2 separate regions of the Homo sapiens genome follow, and region 2 is linked to region 1. Evidence: read pairs that join two places in POLR2A ChIA-PET (ENCODE). Cell type or tissue: MCF 10A. All regions are shown on one strand.

Region 1 (2,500 bases):
GGCTAAGTTTTGTATTTTTAGTAGAGATGGGGTTTCACCATGTTGGACAGGCTGGTCTCAAACTCTTGGCCTCAAGTGATCCGTCTGCCTCAGATCCGTCTCCCAGAGTGCTAGGATTACAGGCAAGAGCCACTGCACCTGACAGCCTTGTGAGATTCTAAGCAGAGGATCCTGCTGAGCCATAGCTGGAACTCCTAACCCACAGAGATGATGAAATAGTGTGTGTAGTTTTAAGCTGCTAAATTTGTAGCCATTTGTTACATAGTAATAGATAATTGATACACCAACTTCTTTGATTTGTGTTGAGGGCTTTGTAATCTGCAATGCATTGTAGATGCAGAATACATTACTGGATCCAATATCTAGCACAGTGCAGGCATGCTGTACTCTCAATAAATATTTGGGGATAATATTTTTTTGAGACCGACTTTCGCTCTTGTTGCCCAGGCTAGAGTGCAATGGTGCAATCTCGGCTCACTGCAACCTCCGCCTCCTGGGTTCAAGCGATTCTCCTGTCTCAGCTTCCTGAGTAGCTGGCATTACAGGCATGTGCCACCATGCCCACTAATTTTGTATTTTTAGTAGAGACGAAGTTTCTCCATGTTGGTCAGGCTGGTCTCGAACTCCCGACCTCAGGTGATCCTCCTACCTTGGCCTCCCAAAGTGCTGGGATTACAGGCATGAGCCACCACTCCCAGCGGGGATAATGATTTTTTTTGGTAAACTGAGGCTAAATGGACATGAAGGTGAGCATTGTGACAGAAAAGAAGTCATATAAAGCAGTAGACAGAGTTTTTGAAGTGCAGGGATATCTTCTATCTTGCAGATTTATCAGCTGATTGCATATGGACCTCAGGTACAAGCTGGTGGATCCCTTTCGACCCCATTCCTCAGATTTCACTGGCTGATTGTGTGTCAGGGGCCTGACTTTCCTGCTGTCCCGGTTTTTCAGACTTACAGGCTCGAGTGCTGCACCAGCCACTACATGTGGCAATGGAGCAATTGAAATGTGGCTAACTGGAATTGAAATGCATAGTGAATGTAAAACACCCACCAGATTTTAAAGACTTAGTATAATAAAAAGAGTGTAAAAAATCTTGTTAGTAATTTTTCCATTGATTATATGTTGAAATAATATTTTATATATTTAGGGTTAAATGAAAATATATTAAAATTAATTTCCCCTGTTTCTCTTTGGTCTTTTTGACATGACTACTAGAAAATTTTAAATTCCATGGGGGCTCACATTCTATTTCTATTTCTATATTTTCTACTGGACTGCATTGCTCTAGAGTGCTATTAAAGGGTTAACTTTGTGCTCTCGTCTGTTTTCGTGCCAACCTCTGTGACTCACAGGTTGAGAACTACTGCCCAAGGTCTAGTTCTGGGTCACCAGAAACTGAAGTAAGAGGACACTCCTTTTACTTGCACGTCACAGACTTTGTCAGCGTGTGCTCCATGAGTGGGTTCAGCTCTGCGGCTGTTTTTTTTTTTTTTTTTTTTTTTTTTTGAGACGGGAGTCTTGCCCTGTTGCCCAAGCTGGAGTGCAGCGGCGCGATCTGGACTCAATGCAACCTCCGCCTCCCGGATTCAAGCTATTTTCCTGCCTCAGCTTCCCGAGTAGCTGGGCCTACAGGTGCCCGCCACTATGCCTGGCTAATTTTTTTTATTTTTAGTAGAGACGGAGTTTCACCATGTTGGCCAGGCTGGTATCGAGCTGCTGATCTCAAGTGATCTGCTGGCCTTGGACTCCCAAACTGCTGGGATTATAGGCGTGAGCCACTGTGCCCGGCCTTGCGGCTGGTTTTAATGTGCTGACTGAGCTGTGCTCCTCACTGTGTAAGGCTGAATAGTCCCGCACTTCCCTGCCTTAGTGAGCTTGATAAGTGCACTAGGAAATTAGCGCCATCTGCTACTTTACTTATCTCCTCCTGCTCTTCAGCTCCCACCTATAGCCCTCCCTGGAGGGGAAGGCCCATAACCCCAGCAGGCGGGGTCTGGGCCTGCGCAGATAGCTCCCAGCTGCTCATTAACGCTGCACAGGGGCTCAGGGTAGGGCAGGGCCAGCTGTGTGCACCATGGCTGCTGTTAGCATCCCTATTTTATAGATGGGGATGTTCAGGTATGGAAAGATCAAGTAACTTGCATCTAGGTAAGCTGCAGAACCAAGATGCTGGCACACCTCCAGGCATCATTTCTTCTCAGTTCTAATAGTGATGCTGAAAATTCTGTCAGATTAGCCATTCAAAGGATTTCTTCCCTGTTAAAATTCAGCTATCAGGACTGAGTGTGGTGGCTCGCGTCTGTAATCCCAGCATTTTGGGAGTATATATATAAACAGCATCCACCTAATACCATGGTTGTGAGAACTGAATGAGATTACCCATGCAAAGTGTCTAGTGCTTGGCACATGTACACACTCAATAAATATTGGCTCTTATTATTTCCTTATTCCTTACATATTAAGCACCTGCTGTTTTGGGAAAACAGATGCATCAGA
Region 2 (2,500 bases), 100 kb before region 1:
GAGGTTGGGGCAGGAGAATCACTTGAACCTTGGAGGCAGAGGTTGCAGTGAGGGGAGATCATGCCACTGCATTCCAGCCTGGGCGACAGAGCGAGACTCTGTCTCAAAAAAAAAAAAAAAAGAAAAAGAAAAAAAAAAGAAATTCACCAAATGCGTCACCGTATCCGGGGGTCAGAAAGCATAAGGACACCCAGGAATGAAGTCATTTGCCCAAGGTCACCATGCCACATGGCTACTTCGAAGCAGACCTTATAAATCTCCACAGTGTGGGTGCCCTGGAAGTCTCTCGTGCCCTAAGTGTTTAGATGATACCTGACTGAGCATAAGTCCTGGGGAGAAAGATTCAATCAAAGTTCCAAATCTGATTCTATTCCAGCCAGAGCTGAGTGAGTGTCTGTCTCTCCTTTTCCCTGGGCCTGTCACAATCTCAACAAATAGGCTTTTAAATTAAGTAGTGATTTGGAATGTAAGTGAGTGCATTTAAGATGATAAGAGACGGAGAGATCCTAATGGCTGAAATATTTGTCATATCACAAGTAAACGGAGTGTTTCGGGGAGTCACTAATATAACTAATTTTTTCCAAATCCTCCTCTGCTCTGTGTGGGAAGATGAGGTCAGTGCAGGTTGAGCCAGCCCGGAGTGAGCAGCTGCCAGGGGACTGAAGAGAATACTGATGGATGGCTGAGGCGCCCGGACAGTTCGCCTCAGGAAACCAGAGCCCACTTGTTCAAATTAAGCTATGGATGCCCAACAACCGGTGGCAGGCTGCCACGAATGAAAAGGTGGGGAAATGAATGCACAGCCCAGCCCGCCTCCCCCGGAGAGTGGAGCTGTGCTGTCGGTTTGGGCTTGGCCCCTATGCTGGGGGGTGTCTGAAAGGAAGCTGGAAGTAATCTAACGCAGCTCCCTCCTCCTCGCACCCTGACACCCCATTCTTGAATATCCTCTGCAGCAAGCCCAAATCATTTTAGTCAGACCTCTTGTTGGTGGCTCCTGGAGCCTGGTATCTCACTACCTCCGTGGCAGCCCACTTTCCTTGGCAGATCCCAGAGGTATATTCGGCACTCACTGTCCAAAATGAATAGCCCCCTCAGTTAGGCTTGGTGTCTCGAGTGTTTAGGCTTACAGCCAAAACCCAAGTTCCAGTCTTTTATTTATTTATTTATAAATTTTAAGTTGTCTATTATTTATTTATTTATTATTTTTATATTTATTTATTTTTGAGAAGGAGTCTCACTCTGTCGCCCAGCCTGGAGTGCAATGGTGCGATCTCGGCTCACTGCAACCTCCGCCTCCCGATCAAGTTCCACTACCACATTTGCTCTGCAGCCTTCAGGCAGAAACAATACCTTTGCTGAGACGCCTTCTTCGTTTGTAAAAATGGGAATGACATTTGCACCATGGCTTTTCACAATGGCAAGTGCTGGTGGAAAGAGAGAACTGGTCATTTCACCTGAACCTCACATTAATTTGGGGCCTTAAGTTTAGATTTTGACATTATCTTAAAATAAATACACATTCAGGCCAAGCACGGTGGCTCACACCTGTAATCCCAGTACTTTGGGAGGTCAAAGTTCCCAAAATCCTCCCATGTTTGGGAGGCTGGTCAGAAGTTCAAGATCAGCCTGGCCAAACATGGTGAAATTGTCTCTACTAAAAATACAAAAAATTAGCCGGGTGTGGTGGCACGCGCTTGTAATCCCAGTTACTCAGGAGGCTGAGGCACACGAATCGCTTGAACCCGGGAGGTGGACTTGCAGTGAGCCGAGATTGTGCCATTGCACTCTAGCCTGGGCGATAAGGTGAGACTGTCTCTCTCACACACACACACACACACACACACGCACACACACACACACACGCACACACACACACACACACACTCAGCCAAAGAGAAATACTGATAAGACTAAAAGGAAATGATCACCCAGGAGCAGTGGCTCATGCCTATAATCCAAGCACTTTGGGAGGCTGAGACCAGTGGCTTGCTTGGGCCCAAGAGTTCCAGACCAACCTAAGCCACATGTCAAAACCCCATCTCAATTAAAAAAAAAAATAGGAGATGTTCCTCGTTGGAAATGTATGAGTCATTTTTGGGCCACCCCTTCTGCAGCACACACTAATGGGATTTTTAAAATACATTTTTGTCTAGGACGAGTATTTAGCATTGCATTTTTTAGGTAGTTTGTTTGTTTGTTTTAAGACAGCGTCTCACTCTGTCATCCAGGCTGGAGTGCAGTGGTACAATCACAGCTCACTGTGGCCTTGACCTCCTGGGCTCAAGCCATCCTTTCACCTCAGCCTCCCGAGTAGCTGGGACTACAGGCACATGCCACCACATTTGGCTAATTTTTTAAACTTTTTGTAGAGATGGGCTCCCACTATGTTGAACTCCTGGGCTCAAGTGATCCTCCTGCCTGGGCCTCTCAAAATGCTGGGATTACAGGCAGGAGACACCATACTTGGCCAGCATTGCGTTTTTGTTTACTTTTTAAAAAT

Evidence for each region. ChIA-PET counts read pairs that join two places held together with the same protein. Peaks named below come from ENCODE experiments on the same cell type or tissue, not always from the same donor. Only the 100,000 strongest peaks of a DNase experiment are listed, where the experiment ranks them.
Region 2: POLR2A ChIA-PET joins it to region 1 with 6 read pairs; 3 of 35 experiments call an interaction of 5 or more read pairs at or near these places.

What each region holds. Positions count from the first base shown.
Region 1 is chr11:123,143,970-123,146,469 of GRCh38, forward strand. The region is part of intron 1 of CLMP (CXADR like cell adhesion molecule); the gene reads right to left. Among named protein-coding and RNA genes, the nearest start is that of CLMP, 50 kb to the right of the region's middle. In MCF 10A, no CTCF peak of the experiment used is centred here; a DNase peak (open chromatin) is centred at 1,412.
Region 2 is chr11:123,039,515-123,042,014 of GRCh38, forward strand. No RefSeq gene overlaps it. Among named protein-coding and RNA genes, the nearest start is that of SNORD14E, 17 kb to the right of the region's middle. In MCF 10A, no CTCF peak of the experiment used is centred here; no DNase peak of the experiment used is centred here.